Regions from separate parts of the Mus musculus genome. Here region 1 is linked to region 2. A link is a loop called in an ENCODE intact Hi-C map of the cell type or tissue named here. Cell type or tissue: left cerebral cortex. All regions are shown on one strand. Each heading gives the region's core, and the rest is flanking DNA. Links, peaks and the distances in the headings are about the cores only.

What was found. Hi-C counts contacts between places; a loop is a spot of excess contacts. Peaks named below come from ENCODE experiments on the same cell type or tissue, not always from the same donor. Only the 100,000 strongest peaks of a DNase experiment are listed, where the experiment ranks them.
Region 1: a loop joins it to region 2, with 2.5 times the contacts of the local background. A loop is called at or near these places in 2 of 42 quality-filtered maps.

Annotation. Positions count from the first base shown.
Region 1 is chr14:93,711,686-93,722,655 of GRCm38, forward strand. The region is part of intron 2 of Pcdh9 (protocadherin 9); the gene reads right to left. Among named protein-coding and RNA genes, the nearest start is that of Pcdh9, 170 kb to the right of the region's middle. In left cerebral cortex, for the core only: CTCF peaks have their summits at 1,976 and 4,115; DNase peaks (open chromatin) are centred at 2,111, 4,074, 5,478, 7,724 and 1 more place; H3K4me3 peaks cover 198 bases; H3K27ac peaks cover 6,184 bases.
Region 2 is chr14:93,603,337-93,614,306 of GRCm38, forward strand. All of the region lies in intron 2 of Pcdh9 (protocadherin 9), which reads right to left. Among named protein-coding and RNA genes, the nearest start is that of Pcdh9, 280 kb to the right of the region's middle. In left cerebral cortex, for the core only: no CTCF peak of the experiment used is centred there; a DNase peak (open chromatin) is centred at 4,425; H3K27ac peaks cover 992 bases.

The DNA.
Region 1 (10,970 bases), core at 1,071-9,070, 110 kb after region 2:
GCTTGGGAACCTAAAGAAAGACATGAGCTATGATATATCTTTTATAGAAACTGCTCGCATGGAATCATGTGGGAGGATCTGTCTTAGGCTATCCATGCCCTTTGAGTGACTCTAGTGTGAAAATCATCTTTCCTCTACATCCAACCTTTTGGCATTCTGATGTGACATTATCATCTACAAAGGTCACAGTCAAGAAAAAATATAAACATGTTCCAAATTATCACTCTTTCTCTCTCTGCTTCTCTCTCTGCTTCTCACTCTTTCTCTTCTTGTGATGTTTTATGTAAGTTTGTGCATTTGTATTTGACTTCCAAATTCGTAACTATTCTTTAATGGACGTGCTTATGGATTGCAGCTTAGACAAACCTAGCAGTATTCAGATTTCTTGGTTCCCATTTGAATGGCTACTCAATACACTCACATTATCCACTGAGATTAAGCCCTGGAACTGCATAGTAAGCACCACCTGCTGAAGGGCATGTACCACTCTTACCCTCCAGGAACCCCACCCAAGTAAGAAGCAAAGAGTCTCCAATCGCTCATGCTGTGTATTTCTAATTATAGCCTTAACCAGAATGACATCTGCAATAAAAAGAGTGGCATTTTCTCTTTGATTTCTCATATATAAATAAATCACACAACACTTTAAAGGTTAAGTTATGCAAAATATATGGTTATGTACAAAGGACTCTCCCTCCTTCTGTTCTCTGGAAATTGACATCCAGGAGATCTCTATGAGTGTTCTATTTCTACCTCAACCCTGCTGCCTATCAATTCCCATTCAAAATTTCACTGGGAGACATTCAGGATGCATTGTCAGAGATAACATCCCGGGGAGTGGGGGTGCATGCAAAGTTTTTCAGTAAAAGTAAATGTATTGGTTAGGATGCATGTTGTCATTCCAAGAAAAATGGAATCGAACAGCCCGACATGAGCTCTCAGGGTTTAAAATATGCCACTTACACCAAAAGCCAGGTCTCGTGACTTAAAAAAAAATAACCCATCTTGCATAGGGAAATGTAATGCTAATGCTAATGTTAAACTGGAAGGTTAATTTAAGGATCTACTTGGATTAATAATTTAAGACTACTTCCCTACAAGTCCTGAAAAACCTGTTAGCAGTTTCCATTCTACGTAAAGTATTTGCGGGGTTGGGAGCCATACTTTTCTTTCTTTCCTTCTTTCTTTCCTTCTTTCTTTCTTTCTTTCTTTCTTTCTTTCTTTCTTTCTTTCTTTCTTTCTTTCTTTCTTTCTTTTTCTCTCTCTCTCTTTCCTTCCTTCCTTCCTTCCTTCCTTCCTTCCTTCCTTCCTTCCTTCCTTCCTTCCTTCCTTCCTTCCTTCCTTCCTTTCTTTCTTTCTTTCTTTCTTTCTTTCTTTCTTTCTTTCTTTCTTTCTTTCTTTCTTTCTTTCTTTCTTTCTTTCTTTCTTTCTTTCTTTCTTTCTTTCTTTCTTTTTCTCTCTCTCTTTCCTTCCTTCCTTCCTTCCTTCCTTCCTTCTCTCTCTCTCTCTCTCTCTCTCTCTCTCTCTCTCTCTCTCTCTCTCTCTCTCTCTCTCTCTCTCAGTAATTGTTTCCCCCAAGAAGAGGAGGTTTGGGGTGTTTTGATAGAAACCCTGCCAAGCAACCTCTGTCACTGCGTGCATGCTTTATACCAAGGTCTTAACCTCAAAACTGCGGCTTAGGATGCATGAGAAATGAAAGTGAATGATCTTTAAGAGAGATCTCCATAACTCATTCATTTCAAAGAGATTCAGACATTTGTTCATCTGGTGGAGTCTAACAGCAGAGCTCCTCGTTCCAAACCTAGCAACAGAGTGTGGCGTGCAAACAGGGGCTTCGTGGCAGGCCTGGCTGTACATTTCTCCATCCGTAAATCCATCGATTTCTCGTGTGGTTAACAAACGCTGCATTTTGCAAGAAGGTACAGTAAATTTCAGATATAGGCCATAAGTGGCTGTGCAGAAAGCCCTTGCCCATATGCTCAGAGCCTGAAGTGACACTGTCAGGAAGGCAGGGGAGCAAGGCAGTGCTGCTGAGACGGATTAGCAGGCAGCCTGGCCCTTCTGTTTGTTTTTCGTGGAGTTGTGCAGTGAATCAGGGCATCAACTCCCACACAGATGTATATTCTCAGCCTTGGAGGAAAGAGGCCAAGAACAAAAATCAGACTGCACGGGAAAACAAAAATAACCATGGATGGGATAGAAGGATGGCTTGAGCATTTGTGAGCTGAATGGAGCTATGCTGGATGCAAGGCTTGCCACTCCAAAGCTATTTGGCTTGCACAGGAAGATCACGAAAGCCTACCTTTTCTCCATAGGTTTGTGTGAACCTTAGGAGTAGGACCTGCGCTTATTTATAGAGATTCCCCACTCAGTGACTCCCATAGTTTCTGCACACTGAAGTTATTCATATTCCCTTCTCTAGAGCTGAATTTTTCTGTAGGATCAGTTCTGTTATACTGACAGGCAAACAGAGGGACCCCTCATGGTTAGAGTTGTAAATAAAACTGCTGGAAGACTTTGCCATTTGGAAACACTTCAATATTTATTGTGCTGCCTTGTTCTTTGAGCCCTAGGAGGTCAAACTTGTAACCACCAGGGAATATTAAATTACTTGTTAAATGTATGTATTTTTGTAACCAGATATATCTGATAGTTTGAAATTAAAAATTGTCTATACTGAACTTCAACATTACTTAATCAGTATTTGTTTAAGGAAAGTTGTGTTCTAAAATATACTGCTCTTTGTGCTTAAGACATGAGAATGAATATTAAAAAATAATCTTAGTACAGATACCAGCACATTGTTATGGACAGAATATTATACCTGACATTAATACAATTGCAGACAATGTTTTATGGGTATAGATTGATAAACAAAGTGACTAAAAAGAGTAATGTTTAAATGAGAGAAAATGAAGAGACCAGCTTCTAAAATGTCTTTTTTTGCTTTCCATTGCTTTGCCAAACTACAGTGACCAAAAACAAATTGTGGAAACGGGATTTATTTTATCTCATAGTGTAATAGTTCATTACTGAGAAAAGACATGCTAGGGACTAGAGTATTCAAATGAAGTAAGGCCACTTAGGAACATGGGTTACTGGAAAGCTCCCAACGGCTTGCAGAGTAACACTGCCCACACTAGATTGGACACACTCACAGACAACAATAGCCAATAAATCAATCAAAACAAAATAAATGTCCCAAAGACATGCCTATAGGCCAATCTGATAGGGACATTCTTTCATGTGAGGTTCCAAGGTTCCCACTTCCCAGATATCCCTAGCTTTCATGAAATTAAAACAAAAACAAACAAAGAAAGAAACAAACAAAAAGAAAAACCCCCAAACCTACCACCAACAAAAAATTCTAAACAACACATGCATTATACCTCATATGGGAAAGCATTCTGGTTCCCCTGTTTAGAAAACAATAGAGCTATCTCAAGAAGCAAAATTAGTTGTCTCTTCACTTGTATAAGAGAAGGCCATGAGCTCAGGCGTCCCTTTTTCAATGATACCTTTATTTTAGGAATCATTGCCTGAGGTCATTATGAAAACTAGGCAGGAGCTAGGGCATCCACCTGCAATGCTGGTACTTAAGAGGCAGAGGCAGCATATTTCTTAGTCTATGTTACAAATTCCAAACCAACCAGGGCTACATAGTGAAATCCTTTTTCAGACATCAAGCAAACAACCACAAAAACATGCTTTTTTTAAAAAAAAAAAAAGGAGCCTAGTGTTCCCTGGTAGCTTATGGGATGCACTCGTCTATTCTTCAGGGTTAATTTTTCAAACAAAAATATTCACTGTCCCAGTCTAAGGAAAAACTTCCAATTTGAGAAATTCTAGTACAGTGGCAATTTAAGAAATTTAAATCTGAGCCTGTACAGAAATATATGTTCAGGAAAGAGAATACATAAACATAAATATATTCCCTACTATCTTCAGAAGAACAGCATGCAGCTAAAAATTCCACAGATAGACAGGACAAGCTCTCCGACAGTTAGTGTTTGTTCATCTTCTTGTCTTCAGAGAACAATGGCTTCAGAATGAACAATAGTGAATTCAGCGGGAGTCACAGAGAAGGAAAATGTTATCTAGTTGACCTTAAATGTTTGTCACAAGCTTTCCTGCATTTTCTCCTGAATCCCTGGCTGAAACGATGTGTAGTGCACAATACACTGTAAAATAATGAAAATCCTTGCAGGTAAAAAAGAAAACATTATTTTCTTCACTAGAGAATTGCTCTTTGTAGATGGATTTCACATCCTAATTTTTGTTTCAAGAGGTACCCCATGATCTGACAGTGTTTATCCTACAGTAATCCTTATATGAATCTAAGCAATTTGTTCTTCTTTCTGTTTAATCTCCCACAGTCTTTAGCAGTGGGGAGAGAAAAACAAAACAACAAAACAAAGCAAAAAAAAAAAAAAGAAAAAGAAAAAAGAAAAAAGAAAAAAAGACAGAAAGAAAGAAAAGAAAAGAAAGAAAAGAAAAACAATTTTACAAGAATCAAAGTTAATGACCCTATCCATACAATCCCCATCATGTTGGTACTTCAGACATTGGTATTGCTAAGAGTTAATCCCTTTCAGGTTGTTCTCTACTGTGTGTCTATACAACCCCCTGAAGATAATGCTACTGACAAGCTAATGGAAATTAAAAGAAACAAAGGCAGAGTGAAAAGAGATCAGTTTATAGTAAAGTTATCACAAGTTTACTCATCTATAAGCAGCAGGAAGTTACACACTGGAATTGCACAAAGTCGTTCTAAAATATGCTGTCGTTTGGCTCAAACTTAACGGAAGCTTAGGATGGTGTTTTAATGATCTGAACAGCGACTCTGTCTAGCATCAGATACAAACTAATGAAACTGGCAAGTTGTCTACTTTAAGCCAGCAAATTCTCTGCTCTAAAAATCATGTCTGTCTGACAAGCAGGAGGCTATGTCTCACAGCAGAGCCAGGGGCATTTACATACCTCAGATTTCCATATTTCATATTGTTTTTCTCCCCCAGATACAAAACAACAAGTATTGATTCAATATCACCCTGCTGACTCTTTTAATTGAAATCTTCAGCATATACAAACATGTCAAGAGTTAGTAATAAAAAGTACAACTAACAGCTCACAAGCCATAGCTATTGATCACTGGGGGATTAGAAAACCTATTCTTTTGCTTTGAGGTTTGAATTGTATTAATGACTATAAATGAAGATGCAGTATCAGAAGCAATCAGGCTGTGCCAACAAAATGTTGAGAGATTCCTTAAATATAATCTTACACCTCCTGCCCCATAATAAATTCAGCATGAGAACACCTAACATTGCAGAATTTGGGCTAATGTATTTATCAGAATATGTCAAAGAAAGACCTGGAAAGGGAATGTGTGTGTGGTTTAAGAGGTTTTGTCTCTTTAATTGTCATGTGTAGGAAATTTGGGTTCCACTTTGACAATGTGAGTAGAGGTGACTCAGCCAGTTGAAACTTCTGAGAAAGTCAGCACACTTTTGGCAATGCTTGGTTTGGAAGAGAATGGTGTGTAAGACTGCCACACCCGTGCTTCTTGGCTTCCTGTCTCCCTGTGGTCATGTTTGCCAGCCATCTGAAGCCATGGTGTAGAACAGCCACACCCCCACCATCTACAAAGTCAGCCATTCTTCCTTGAAAACACTGAACTCTACATGTTTTTTTTTATTGCTCATTATTGTTGATTTTTTTAAAGAAATGAATAATGAGATAAGAGAATGCCATTAGGATAATTTCTATAGCTACATCAATAAATATAGAAGTGTCAGAAATAAGTGTAACAAGGTTAGAAGAATTAGGAAGAGTAGACTAAAACAGGCCTAGAGTCTTAAGTAGAGCATAGCAGATGGTTCCTTTAAGGTCTTCAAACATGTGAGAATAAGGAAAGGTACCTCCAGGGAAAATGAGAGTCCTCTTGGAAAGGACTGGATTGATTTCTCTACACCGATACCAGGAAGTTCACCATGGCCAGTAATTCTTTGGGCCACTGAGCACTGACCACCCACAGGTAGAGTACATGAAGGCACCAAGACATACACATGTAATAAGATCCTCTAATGAAAGCATTATGAACTAGGTTAGTTTTGTCTGTAAAATCCCTCACCTCTGATATTTTGTTATAACCAGAAAATGTGAATCAGCAAGGCTAGTTTGAAGTTAGAGTTGATTCCCCATGCCTTTGGGGAAGGGGAGTCTGTGTGGTCTATAAGAAAAACTTGTGCTTTTTTTCCCATAAAGTTGTTGGGGGGAGGGGAAGTCATATTATAGAAAGGTCACCTAAAAATTCTTTAGCAAAACATTAAGTATTAAAAGAAAAGAAAGGAAGAAAGAGATGAAAAAAAAAAAGGAAAAACAAAGCTCAAGCAAATCTGGCTAGTTTTTATAAAATGGTAAACCAACGCTGTCTTTATATTTTGGCTTCTCTATCTTATTCCTCCCCCTCTCCCTCTCACTCTTCCTCTCCCTCTGCCTTTCCTCTCCTTCTTTTCCTCTCTCTTCCTTCTCTCTTTCTTGTTTTCTTTCCATATATATGAATATAATTATACATAATCTATCTATTAAGTTGTCATTCATTTTCAGTCAGTCACATATTTCAGTGATTACTGCAGAGATAAGACAACTCAACTAATGAGAATATTAAAGCTTTTATGTTGAGAAATATTCAGATAAAAGTACAATGTCTAATGTGTTATTCTATACATTCCAGGAATTTTGATACTCTTTTACATTATTACTACCTAATGTAATCACACTATTGTCCTCTGAAAGTATTTGTACACTTGGTAGTATTGTTTATGTATTATAGATGACAACAACCATCCTCAAACAATTTATGTAACAGGATTAAGGTTATGTAACCATGACAGATGGAACTAAGCCACCAACTCTTCTACTTTTGACTTAGACTTTAATTTCTAAAAATTATTATGTGGTTCTTTTATATGCTAAAACAATGTCTAACATGCATGCAGAAGTTAAATTGCAAGAAAGAGTATACTATATATAGCCTGGTGGCCCAGTAGGAAGGGTCAATGGTGACATCTGAATAAATGACATGAAGGTGAGAGCACCAGTTAGCCTTTTAAAACAGGGTTAAAGAAAGTCAGGAGAAGGTGATGTCAGGCAGGGGAAATACATGCCCTCAGGCTAAGAGAAAAATGGGAGGTTAATGGGCTGGAAGAACTTAGAAAGGAAGGTCTAAGGTCTGCCAGGGTCAACTCTTAAATCACCTTCTAAGCCCAGTTAAGCTTTAGGGAGGTTATTTGAAGGATAAATGAAAAGTTATGGAAAGTCTTTCCCCCCCCCTGAAGGATCATATTTGCATTACAAGAGATCACTGTAGCGGCAACCACAACCACAACAACATCAAAAATCATAGGTTCAAAGATCATACAAGTTCAATTAGAATGGAACCACTGCAATTTATGTAGGAAACCATTAAAAAATGTGTGTGTGTGTGTGTGTGTGTGTGTGTGTGTGTGTGTGTGTGTGTGTGTGTGTAGAAGAGATGGTGAGTTTATATTAATAGAAAAACCCTTTTGTGTAGGTAGAGGAAGGAGATCACAAGAAAATTCAATGGTTCTGGTTACAAGAGGCAGCTCTGCTTTCTTCTAAGACAAGTTCACAAGCAAACAGAAGATAGTCCCATTTTAAACAGGATGAATGGGATGTGCAGCAGATGCCCATATGGTACCATCCATATGGATACAACAATAAGCAGTTTTATAAGAGCCTGGAAAGGCATAGAGAATGTAGCATAGAGATCTTGTCCCACAATCCAAAAAAGGGCAAGGATCCTATGTGATATTGACTTCCCTACATCAACAAAGCTTCTGGCAGCAGGAAAGCACTCGAGGAATAAAAACATAATAATAAGAAAATGAAATTTTAAAAATATTCTTAGGAATAGTTTACAAGTGAAAGAAAATGGGAACATTAATTTCCATCTTGGTTGCTCAGTTCATCTTTTAAAAAAAGGGAAAAAATTGTGACAGTGCTTCATCCATAAATGTGTGCCAAATAAGTGCCATGCAAATATCTCTGGCTTCTTTTTGCTTCATCTCACTGGAACCCCAGAATAAAAAGCAACATAAGGATAAGGAAGGCACAAACAGCACAGAGAAAGAGGGCAGAGAGAAGGTAGACAAAGCATGTTAGAACACAAGGAAGTAGATGGGGCACTCTAGGGCACAGAAGTTCAGTTAATTACATTTACAAAATACATTAGAACAGAGGCAAAAATTAAAATTCATGCATAAATCATCAGTATCTTGTAGAATTCCAAAGGATGGAGGGAGAGAAAGAGGGTTGAATGTAGAAGGGAAAATAAAGAAAGAGGTACAGAGAGACACAGACAGAGGCAGAGGCCAACATACCCACAAACATACAGAGAGAAAGAGAGAGAGAGAGATTGAGAGAGAGAGAAAGAGATTGAGAGAGAGAGAAAGAGATTGAGAGAGAGAGAGAGAGAGAGAGAGAGAGAGAGAGAGAGAGAGAGAGAGAGAGACTGCAAAGGGACAAAACAGTTCAAGATTTCTACTCTTCAGGCTATTGCAAAATGGTGACTTCTTACTGATTTGAATTCCATTCTTTTTCATGGACCAAAGTGAACAAAATAATACAAAAACTCATTTTTGGGTCACTGGCATCATGAAGTATGTAATTATGATTTGCCTTTTCAATGAACTTGTTATTTCTTCAGATAACTCTGTGACATGGATGACATAATTTAAGTTTATTATTTCAATATTTATCGAGATCCATATTCAAAACAAGCTTCCTGATTACCGGAATAGCAACTACAACAACACAAAACACGTAATCAACACACACTCTGTGCCATGTATTATTTTAAACAATGTGTAATTATTAATTATTCAGCCCTTAAAATATGAGCTAGTTATTGTTAACACACCTTTTTCACTACAAAAGAGAAAAATCCTGTATTCCCAGAAGTGTAAAATTATATGATACTTAGAAACATTTGTCAATAGACATTCAGTAAAACTAGTGAATTTCACTATATAATTTCTTATGCACAAAAACCCAACAGAAAAATTTAAACCAATTTTAGTGGACATACTAATAAATTAAAGATTTAAGATAAAGCAGGAAGATGAATAAAAAATTTAAACAAAAATTCTGATCATCTGTGATTATAATTTTGACTTCCACCACAGGATTTAGAATCATGCAGGAGAAAAACATCTAGGTGTACTTGGGAGGTGGATTCCAATGTCCCGAAATGTAAAGACCAAACTTTATTGTGGGAAGCATCATTTTATGGGGTCTCATTCTGAACTGACTAAGAACCCTAGTGTCCTGTGTGTCTGCTTGCTCACTGTAGATAATGTGACTAGCTGTATCACACACCTGTTGCATACTCTTCCCCATCATGATGTACTGTGACAAAATGTGGGCAGAAATAAGTTCCCCCTCCCTTAGTTGCATATGTCGGCCATGTTATCCCTGCAATAAGGAAAGTAAATGATGTGCTGTCCATCTGAAAAGAATTGTTAAAGTCACATCAAAATATCAGTAATAATTTACATTAGCTGGCTACAGTATGGGTTTGGAATTCTGTGTACTTAAGGTGACTAAGGCAGAAAAATCACAAATTTAAGAGCTAAGAAGTAACTTTGTTTGAGATTTGAGACTAAGTCAAAGTCAGAGAGAGAGAGAGAGAGAGAGAGAGAGTTGGGCCAGAGAGGGAAGGAGAAAGGGAAAAATAAACGACCATATCCTTATCTTGGGAATGGAATACCGGAATAATTTTCTAAAACATACAAATAAACAATCAAACAAAAAGCTACATGAAGTAGAAACACTCATATGTTTTTAATTTGAAAATAAAGATGAAAACACACACACACACACACACACACAGAGAGAGAGAGAGAGAGAGAGAGAGAGAGAGAGAAGGAGAGAGAGAGAGAGAGAGAGAGAGAGAGAGAGAGAGAGAGAGAGAGAGAGAGAGAGAGAGAGAGAGAGAGAGAGAAATAAGGAACAAAGGTATTTGCTTTTTACTTGAATCTTCTGAGCGCCTGGATACAGCATCTCAAAAATACTTGACTCATTGCACTGATTCTCCATGTCCCGTTTTTGTCTGAAAATAATTTATTTAAAAGCCCTGGAAATATAGCTAACAGCCACAGATCAGGACAAATTAGTGCTCATGAAGTTTCAGAGTAGTTCCAGCTCTCCTGCTCTAATGCACACATAATGGATACACATTTTTACAGGGAGTCTGCTACCATTCTATATCTCAGAAGAAAAAAAGATATAAAGCATTGTGTAGAATTTTGCTAAGAAACTAGTTATCATCAAAGGTTAAAAGTAGAAGTTCTAGGACTAGATACACCCCGAGGAAAGCCATATTCTTTATTTCGGTTGCTGATATCTCTGCGTCTGTGATCTCATATGTACCCCCCCCATCCTCTGCTCAGCTGATGCTAAGGAATGCATAGTGCTGAAGTCTAATTGGGTCACACATGTCTGCTCATGATTCCGTAGACACCCATACCTCTGCTTCCAGAGAGCACACGGGAACTATAATATCTAAAATTTATCTAAGGACAAAATTCTTACTAAAAGTATTATCCAGGTCCATTTAGGAAGTTAGGTTCCTTTTATTGTGTTCTACATCACTGTTACATTGGACAATTCCCTGCTTGACTTTGAACATGAACTACCTATCCTCTGAAGGGCTATCTTGGTGGTACAGGGAGGTTGACAAGCCAGGACTCAGTAGGAACTCTGAGTTCTTTACCAGTGTGCTTTCAAGAGCATCCTGGGACTTTGGTCTCTTTTTGGAAAGCTTGTCTCTTTGGTTCTCTCCTTCACATCCAGGTATAGTGTGATGTACTTCATATTGCTTCCATAATTCACTACCTCACACAGTCCACAGAGCATCACCACCAAGCACCTACAGCCAGAGGTCT
Region 2 (10,970 bases), core at 1,294-9,293:
TGTGCTATACGCAAAAAGGACATTGAATGTCATATATGTTCTTTAAGAATAGGTGTTTCTTGCTTAGTCATCCTAAAGGGCACGAGCTATATCCTATTCAACTTCTCTTAGTATGCACAGTCGGTAAACAACAGTGATAGGTCACTAGTTATATATATATATATTTATAGTAAACAAGTTAAAACCCAAATAAGCATGTAAAAGCATCCAGATGTGCATACGCACACTGCAGGCAACAACTGCACAAAACTCTAAACAACTTTCATGCATATCTGAGGATGTATTTTTTACATTTAACTAGAAGTTCTAACATAAAAATAATATGCTAAAATATTGTATTTGTTTTTAATGCATCCTCCTGAGTTAGTAATTAGTAGAAACTGATCCTGTATCCGCAGTTCCTATAAGATCTGAATGCCACACACACTCAGAAAATACTTGGCGAATGGTTAATAAATAACCACAAATTATTTTTATCATAAATTATTATATTTTATGTTCTATACATATTCTAATATTCTCCAGTACTTATACATATGGCCACAATACCGTACAAATTATTTTTAATTCTGTCAATAGGTCCCTTTTTACATTTTTCCATTTTGTCAGTATAACATATTTTCCATATACCCTGTGTCTATTAATAAATACAGATAAAGTTCAGGTGAGTCTTTATCGACTGCTTCCACTTCCTGCAACAACAAAATCTATTGTACACTCTGCATTTGAAATAGCATTCTTCACAGTAATTGTTTCTAGTATACAATATATATATACACACACATACCCCTTTGGTTTCAAATTCTACTGGGTGAACTTACATTAAATAGAAGGCAAGGGCATTGAATTATATATATGGCTAAGAAAAACACTCTATCTATCTCCTGTAGAGATATGAGGAGATAATATTCATTTTTACTTCACCTTTTTCCTTTACTTTCTACCTCGAGTGTAATATTTTGACTTTCAGTAAAACAGCTAACATCTGAGATTCATGATACTCTTGGTGCCTCAAACTACAGAACAAATCTTGTCCAGAAGACAACATGAAGTAAATGCATCTTTAATTATCATGGTGAACATACTTGAATATGTCATGGTTGCAAAGTTATGTGTACCATTAATTAGAAGCTATCAAAAATTAACTTATATGTAGTACTTACGAAATTTAGCTCATAGTATTTTTATAACTCTATTTTGTTGTTAGACACAGCTTACAGAATGGCTTTTAACTCCTTCATTTTAAAAGTTTTATGCTGACTAAAGTACCTTAAAATTCCATTTGTACTTTGGCAATCACATCATATTATTGACTAATATTGAGACTTCCCGCAAGTAAAATCCCAACATCTTTCTGACATGTGCTGATAAGCCTCAAAATCCTCCAGCTATACTTGTATGGGCAGCTGTTATAAACTCTATTTTTAACTTAACTTTGTCCAGTTTATGAGATAAACTTCTAAGAGAATATTATGAATCCAAGTTTAATATCGGCAATTGCAATGCCTATTATGGAACTCTGACCTTACTGGAATTTTCAGTGCATAAAGTAAGTGAAGATATATTAATGGTATATCACAAAATATGAAAATCTTACCCACCAAAATAGAAAAACATTTCCAAATTCTAAACACCTCAGGAGAATTACTAGAAGAAATACTGATTTTCTAGTTCCCCACTCAACACATAACAATGAAATATTTTGTTAAAATGTAAACTTGGGTGATGTGATTTAGGAAATGTGATCTGGAAAAACAAGAGAGTTTGCTTTTCTCTGTTCATATGAAAACACAAGAAGATTATATTTGTCTGCAACTACAAAGAAAGCTATAAGCGGAACATGTGGTGCTGATGGCTTGATCTTATAAAACTAGGTTCCCAAGATTTGACAAAAGAAATGAGTTTATTTAAGTAATTTAAATTGTCATTGGCATAACATCTGTGATGGTGTGAAATAGCCACATCCACCTCAAAAAAGCCCATGAATTTGATGTAGAGGAACTTTAATCCAGTAATATGACTGGTCTGCCAAATGATCACATCTAAAGATATGACCCTGCCAGAATGTGGGGACACCCAGAATTACTGTATGGCCTAGGCGAGATACAGACACACATTTAATATACACACCTTTAATACCTAACAATGATGGTAAAGTTAGTTTGTTGAAGGAAGCAGCCATATTTGAAAGTGACTTCTAGTTGAGTGTCAGGCAAAGTGATGAGACAGAGAAAGATTCGGCAGCATGAATCTGATATAGGATATGCCCAACTCCCAGGAGAACAGCTCAGAAAAAGGAAAAAAGTAGAGAGACTACTTAAAATAGGAGAGAGAGAGAGAGAGAGAGAGAGAGAGAGAGAGAGAGAGAGAGAGAGAGAGAGAGAGAGTTAGTTCAGTGGATGCAGTAGGGGTTGAAGTCAAGTTCAGTTGAATTCAGGCAATGGATAGAATTCAGTTGAGTTCAATTCACAGCAGTAAGGTTTGAGCAGAGCAGTTAAGTCAGAAGCCAAGAGGAGCCAGTTTGAACCATTCAAGAGAAGGAGAAGGTTTTTGAGCCAGAACAGATAAATTGAATCAGCCAGCCAGAGTTCAGAAAGAACTAGAACAGGTGAGATTATTCAGTATTCTGCCTACAACAATTACATCTGGCAAGTGCAAGACCCTTTTACAATTTGATCATTTGTTCCCAGTTGCTAGAGCTGCTTGGAAGGTTATGGAATACTTGGCAGTTAGAGCTTTCTTGTAGGTTGTAGGACACTGGGCATGGGCTTTGGGTATTTATAGAGTTCTTTAACTCTTCTTTCTTTCTGTACTTCCTGTGTGAGGCAAACGGTGATTTCTCTCCTTTCTACTCTTACTGTTATGTTATAACATGCCTTCCCAGCCATTCTAGCTGTAGCCTTTGGAAATGAACACTAAAGTAAACCCTTTCTTCCATATGGCTCTTTCATTCTGACACAGTAAAAAAAAAAAAGTATCCAACATACCATTTCTCTCTAATAATAAGAAGGAAATTCAAGGTCACTTGTTGGCTAACATAAAATGTATCAATAAGCTTTTAGTGATGAATTAAGACAATATTTGTAATTTAGAGGAAATTTACAATAGAGTACTCCCGATCCTCAGAAAATTATATTGAATATTTAACACTTTATCATTCTGTTTGGAAAGTCATCAGCCAATTTTATTCTCTCTCTCTCTTTCAAAAGTCCACAGCCACATTAAAGTAAAAATCAAAACAAACAAACAAAAGGGCAAAAATCCCAAAACAAAACAATACAATAAGTTCCTCCAATTACATGGAGTCAGTTTTGGGTTGACCAGCCAGTCCTGGGCATGGGATCTTCTCAGGAGTATAGTTAATATACCCAGTGACAGTCCATTAGAGAAAACTTATTTTCCCTAGGAAAAAGTGTAACAGTACAATCAGTCAAGTCATCATTAAAAACAGAAATTATAATATTTCCTTGCCTTTCTTTGGTGCCCAAAATCTTATGAGCATTTCGTTCCAGATGGGTTCTACTTTATAACCAAGAAGAGTAATAATTTTAGTTGAAGGTTGAGGAGGTATCTAAACACACATTTCTGAGTGCCCTCTCTAGTCTAAAGTCATACAAATTATGTCCATTTACATTCTGTATGGATGTCCTGTCTTATTTCAGTTAAGCACAAACGAAGTTTCTTACATATCTTTGAACTTTCCACCTGAAGACTTTCAAATTGCATAAAACCATATTTAATAATTTGTTGTGGTTTTTTACTTTCTACTTCTGCTTTTGCAGTGCTTATGAATGTAGGAGAGGTAGTAACATTATCTATCCATCTTTATTGGTAAAAGAAATGAAAACTAATGATAAAGCAAATATTCCAGAGACTGTTGAATTCAATGGTTTAGAAATGTAGAATTACAAAGCAGCTAGGATACAAAATAGCAGTCCATGACTAATTTCAAAATAGTAAGATTTGTGGAAGAATTGCTCCAAATGACAAAATACAGTCAGGAGCATTGTTGCAGAATTAACTGTTCACTTTTCATGATGTTTTAAAATATTTGAAGCGCGAGACAAACTATAAAAATACATGAAGAGCCAGTAAATTGATTTTGATGGCTTTCAGTTTTAGAAACAAATTTTGTGCAGTGAGTTGTCAATATTTAAGGACTCATTTGTACTCTCACAACATCACTACAAACATAAATCTCATTCATTTTCCCCCTTACAAGTACAACCAGGACAGACCATTCATTGATGTAATATTTTTTTTTTTTTTTAGATTTTGTTCCTTTATTTTTTCCATAAAATGTTCCAGATCTTCTGAGAGAATTTCTATATTAGGCACACAGCTTTACTGCTGTTTTTAACTAAAGTTAAACACAAATAGGATCTCTCCCTTTTTCCATTGAAGTGTCATTCAGCAACATACCCACGCTCGCGAGTAGGTGGCTCTCTCTGCAAAGACTCATCATGTGGTGTTTTATACCTAGTGTTTTTTTTTTTTTCTGGAATGAACCTATTCAATTTCTCATCTTATTTATCTGACTGTAGTTTTCTTTGAAAATTAGCCTCCAGATTCACATATATGCCCATGCAAAGACATTTATACAACTGTGGGAAGGTCCTTACAATTTCACGCTTGCTATATAATGTATCAACACACAATACTATACACACAAAATGTATCCAGGTTAATATACCTTTAAGTGAAATATGTACAATCTAAAATGTCCAGAAAAGTGATGTTATCCACAAGTTTTGCTTTTATAAAAATCTTGATTAAAACACCTAATTAAATATAGAATATGGTACAAAAAATAAGAAAGTCAAGTAGAAATTTCAGAATTTTTGAAGAATACTCAAAGATATGGCATAAGAGAGATGCTACATAGAAGTTAAGATAAAAACAAGAGTTCAGTATTAGAACTCTCTATAAGTATTGCTGATTACAAATGACTAATATTGAAGACACATGACTCATCACAAACTACCCATAATAAAAATATCAGTTAATTCAGAAAAGATATACTTTTGACCTAGTAAATTGAAATAACAAGAGGGTCCTCTGCCCCTCTTAAATCTGTGACCTGCGATCGATCAAATACAAATCAATACTATTCTGACCTGGATCTCTGTGTCCAATGTTTTCAGTGGTTTTGAATTAACATAACTCATTACAATTTGTATCTTCTCCTTCATCACTCAATTCTCTGACCTAGTTTGTGTCTGAAAATGAAACATATAAGTATATAGTGCCTCAAAATACAGAATAACTCAGAAGATCTTGATTTAAGATCTTATAAAGACTTACAGTTTGCTGACTGAAGAAAATGAGTTTACAAAGTTTTAAAAGTAAACCTAAGAAGTTTCAATTTGAACAAATATGAAACAGCTTAAAAGACTTTAATGTATAATGGGGAAATAGTGTTTTGTCAATAATAGGGTTGTGTCTAAAAAAAAGGATCATCTTAAAGTGAAAACAAAAAGAAAATAAAATCAAGACACATAGTTCCAATTAGTCATTGGTTAAAATATTAGACATGAGTCCCTATTCTGCTGTTTTGATCAATGATCATAAGATGGCAGAGATGGCCAGCAGATATTGTTATGCTAAACCTTAAAAATAAATATGACGCTCCATATTCAGGTGGATATCTCTGGCAGAAGACTCCTGCTTTATCAGATTCCAAGTCACTTCTAGGAAGACCAGTAAGACACTACCTCTGCCCATTAACACTACTTAATTCATTCCAGCTATCCCCAATAACATCCCTTCCTCATGGTTACATACCTTGGCCTACAACTCCAGCAGAAGACAACTGTTCTGAAATAGGTCAAGCCAGTTCTAGGAACCTAAGATACTATGCTGGTACCTAGAGCCTAGAGGTTACACCAGTATACAGAACCTCAGACATCATACTAATTCTCAGAATCACAGAACCCCAGAAGTACCACAGGCACCCCATATACCAGAGGTCAAACAGACCTCCAAAACCGCAATGAAGATACTCTACTGGTTACCAGACTCTTTGGTTACCAGAACCAGAGTCTACACAGGCCTAAGAACATGACAGGAGACAGAAATCAAGAGGGGAAAACATCCAAAGAATATCCATCAAGCAAACTAACTCAGAAATCAGCACTTAAACTTATAATCATAAACCCAGATGAGTACAGACCAGCATAAGAACACAATCAACAACATCCAGGGCAATATTGTACCACAAGAGCCTGGCATCATACTACAGCAAGTCATGGATATTCAAACACAAATGACATTTTCTAAAAAGTCGTTAAATCCAATATTATGAAAATGGCAGAGGCCCTTGAACAAAAAATGAATAAATCCCTTAAGAAATTCAGAAAAACACAAACAGGTAAAGAAAATGATGAAAACTGTTCAACAACTGAAAATGGAAATAAAAATAATAAAGAAAGCATGAACCAGTGGAATCCCGGTGATAGAAAATCTAGGTTAGCTTATAGTAATTTCAGACACAGGCATCACCATCAGGAAGTGGAAAAGAAAATATGAGGAGTAGAAGTTATGACAGGAGACACTGATATATTGATCAAAGGAAATGTTAAATTCAGCATGTTTCAGAAACAAAACAGCCAGGAAATCTCAAACACTCTGAAAAAAATCAAACCTGAGAACAATAGGAATAGAAGAAGAAGATTCTCAATTCAAAAACCAATAAAATATTTTCATAAAAATCATAAAAGAAAAAATTTCTATTCAAAAGAAAGACATGCTTATAGAGGTAAAAGAAGCTTACAGAACACCAAATAATATGAACCAGAAAGGAAAAGTCACCATACCACATAAAAATCATATAATAATCATTATGTTAAAAGTAGAGAACAAAGAAATAAAGTTAGAAGCTGAAAGGGAAAAAGTTTGAGTATCAAATGAAAGCAGAGAAACACAGATGTGCATGCCCAACACACACACACACACCAACAACAACAATATATCAAGAATTATTAAGCATTGCTCATAAATATCTCTCATTATCAACCTACACAATTCCCCAATAAACAAGCAAAGGCTATAAGAATGGATTTTAAAAAAATGAATCATCTTTCCACTACATAAAAAGTACCTCAACATTAAAAATAAAAATTACTTGTAGAATAATTCAAAAAAGATTTTCTAAGTAAATTACCCAAGAAGCAAGCTGATGTAGCCATTCAAATATCTAACAAAGTAGATTTCCAACCAAAATTAGTCACGAGAGATGGAGAACACTTCAGACTCATCAAAGGAAAAGGTGACCCCTGTTTGAAAAGGAAACATCACTCACGCTTAAGTCACACATCAAAACCTCCACAATAATAGTGGGATTTCACCAATGATGTTCTCATTGACATAGAAACTAAACAAATAAATAATGGAATTACAGACAACATGACTTAAATGAACATAACAGACATATAAAAACAATCACACAAACACAAAATGATATACCTTCTTCTCAGCATCTCACAGAACATTCTCCAATATTGACCACATTTTCAGTTAAAGCAATTCTCAACAGATACAAGAAAATTGAAATAGTCTCCTCTATCTTGTCAGACAACTACTAATTAAAGCTGGATTTGCACAACAGAGACAGCGTAAGGCAGTTTTTCATGGAAACGGAAAAACTCTCTACTGAATTTCAGAACACTGTACTCCACAAATTGGAAAATGTAAAAGAAAAATGGATTAATCTCTTGATAAATAATACTTAACAAAGTTAAACCAATATCAGATAACCAAGATAAATAGACCTACAACACTTAAGGAAATGGAAGCAGTCAATGAGTCTCCCAAACAAAAAACCTAAGGCTAGAAGGTTTTATCGCAGAATTCCTACAAGATGTTTAAAGAATATTCCTGAAATTATTCCACAAAATAAACATAAAGAACATTGACAATTTCATTTACAAGGCCACACTCAAGTGGATGTTGGCAAATCATGCTGAAGAAGTGGAGGAAGGATCCATGATCAGGACCAAGAGGTGTCCAGGACACCACCACATGAAAACCCACAGAACACACTAAAATGAGCTCACAGGGACTCAAAGACACTGACTTGACAACCAAGGAGCCTATGTGAGACTGGCCTAGGTCATCTACATATATGTTAGTTGAGTAGCTTAGAGTTGTAGGACTCTGTTGAAGGACTTCTGGGTTCTTTCCAGCTTCTGGATATTATAAATAAGGCTGTTATGAACATAGTGGAACATGTGTCCTTATTACATGTTGGAGCATCTTTTGGGTATATGCCAAGGAGTGGTATAGCTGGGTCCTCAGGTACTACTATGTCCAATTTTCTGAGGAACCACCATACTCATTTCCAGAGTGGTTGTACCAGCTTGCAATTCGACCAGCAATGGAGGAGTGTTCCTCTTTCTCCACATCCTTCCCAGCATCTGCTGTCACCTGAGGTTTTGATCTTAGCCATTCTGACTTATGTAAGGTGGAATCTCAGGGTTGTTTTGATTTGCATTTCCCTGATGACTAAGGATGTTGAACAGTAATTTAGTTGCTTCTCAGCCATTCGGTATTCCTCAATTGAGAATTATTTCTTCAGCTATGTACCCCATTTGTAATAGGGTTATTTGGTTCTCTGGAGCCTAACTTTTTGAGTTCTTTGTATATATTGTGTATTAGGCCTCTATAAGATGTAGGAATGGATACAGAAAATGTGGTACATTTACATAATGGAGTCCTACTCAGCTATTAAAAACAATGATTTCATAAAGTTCTTAGGCAAATGGACAGAACTAGAAAACATCATCCTGAGTGAGGTAACCCAATCACAAAAGAACACACATTATACACACTCATTGATAATTGGATATTAGCCCAGAAATTCCAAATACTCAGGATACAATACACAGACCACATGAAGCTCAATACCACATGAAGGAAGACCACAGTGTGGATACTTCGGTCCTTCTTAGAAGTAGTTTCAAAATACCCATGGGAGGAGATATAGAGACAAAGAAATTGAAGAAAAGGTCATCTAGCGACTGTCCCACCTATGGGTCCATTCCCGTATACAATTCCCAAACCCAGACACTATTGTGGATGCTAACAAGTGTGTGGTGACAGGAGCCTAATATAGTTATCACCTGAGAGGCTATGACAGTGTCTGGCACAGAAGTGGATGCTCATAGCATCCATTGGACTGAGCACAGGGTCCGAATCCAGGAGCTAGAGAAAGGACCCAAGGAGCTGATGGAGTTTGCAACATCATAGGAGGAAAAACAATATGAACTAACCAGTACCTCCAGAGCTCCCAGGGACTAAACCACCAACCAAAGAGTACACATTGTGGGACTCAAGGCTCTAGCCACAAATGTACCAGAGGATGGCCTTGTACAACATCAATGAGATGAGAGGCCCTTGGTCTTGTGAAGGCTCTATGACACAGTGTAGGGGAATGCCAGCATAGGGAAGCAGGAGTGGGTTGGTTAGTGGGCAAGGGGAAAGGGTATGGGATAGGGGGGTTCAAAGGGCAAATGAGAAAAGGGGATAAAGTCTGGGATCTTATACCTCTAACTCCTCTGCCTTTATTAAAGAATATCTTTTCAAAAAAAAAATTCAAAGCCAGCAGGGCACATGATGAGACTTTGTCTCAAAACTACAAACCAAACTGAATAAATGATGTATTTAGGTTGTTTTTTTTTTTAATTGTAGGAATCCCAGCAGTGGAAACAGTGTATATCTCAGACTCTGTTTCTACTTTTCGGTACCATTCTTCATACTCATATGAGGGTAGGTAGTCACTGTCAACTAACTGCAACTTGATATGCCATGTTTATTTGATATTCACGAGAGGTTTGCCTTTTTCTGATCGAGAAACTGTAGAGGAGTGGATTCAGGTGCAGGTTTTAGGTGTGAGGGGGTTCTAGAAGAAAAGGTTGGGGAAACTGCACTTGGGATGCAAAATAATAATAATAAATAATAAGTGAATGTTATGAGTCAGCTGCTTTATCTTTTACATACTGTGCTTCATAAATACCTGGATGCTTTGTTGCTTCCTATACTTGTAGTTGTCTTCAAAGTGTTGGGTCTGGATATTCAGTCCTGGATATTCTTTATCCTCTTTATGGTTGTCACTTCCAGGTCTCTGACCAGGAGGACCCATGCAGATTAGAGGCTCAAATATGTTTAGACTCACTGGCTCACTCTGCTTCCTGTGTCCCAATGTAGCACTCTTCTTAATTCCATATGGACAGCGGTTTGGCAATACTTTGCAAGATGTTTATGCTTTGGATATCAAGACAATCATGACTGAGATTGAAATTCTAGACAACCATTTTAAATCTGATAATTGGGTGGGGGATCTATACAGATAGTAATAGAGCTCATAAGAGTAATATTTGGCAGCATATTACTCCTATTAGCCTTGTGCAGTTGGCAGTTTCTATACCCTCACATCTTCTAACCACAAGCCACAGTCTCCTCATCTTCTCTGTTGTACATGGTTTCTTTTTATGGTTGTCTAGAGTCAAAACACTTCTTTCCAGTTGCCTTCCTTACTGATGAAGTTATATCTATTTCTTACATTGAACTACTTTACCGTTCCCTAAACCCTCACTGTGATTATCCTCTCGTTTATGCTGCCCGTTAAACCAATGTTGTGTTATCCCTGTTGTCACACTTAGTCTAAGTTCTGAGAATTGGGACACTACAGGTGTCAGCTGAGGTGGCATTGCAGCTTGTGAAAATCATGGTGAAATGATCTGCAGGCTGCACCTTTAGCTTCTGGAGAATGTAAATAATTGATTCTGCAGTGGCCATCATATACCGAGGGCTTTCTAGGGTTCTTGCATTGCCTGTGAATACAACCATGTGTATATTATTTTGATTGTCTTCAAACAATGAACAGTCTGTGTTGACTTACCACAGATTATTCGTTATATGTTATACTCTTACTGAAAAATGGTAAGAATTTTTTTCTCTTTTTTTATTAGGTA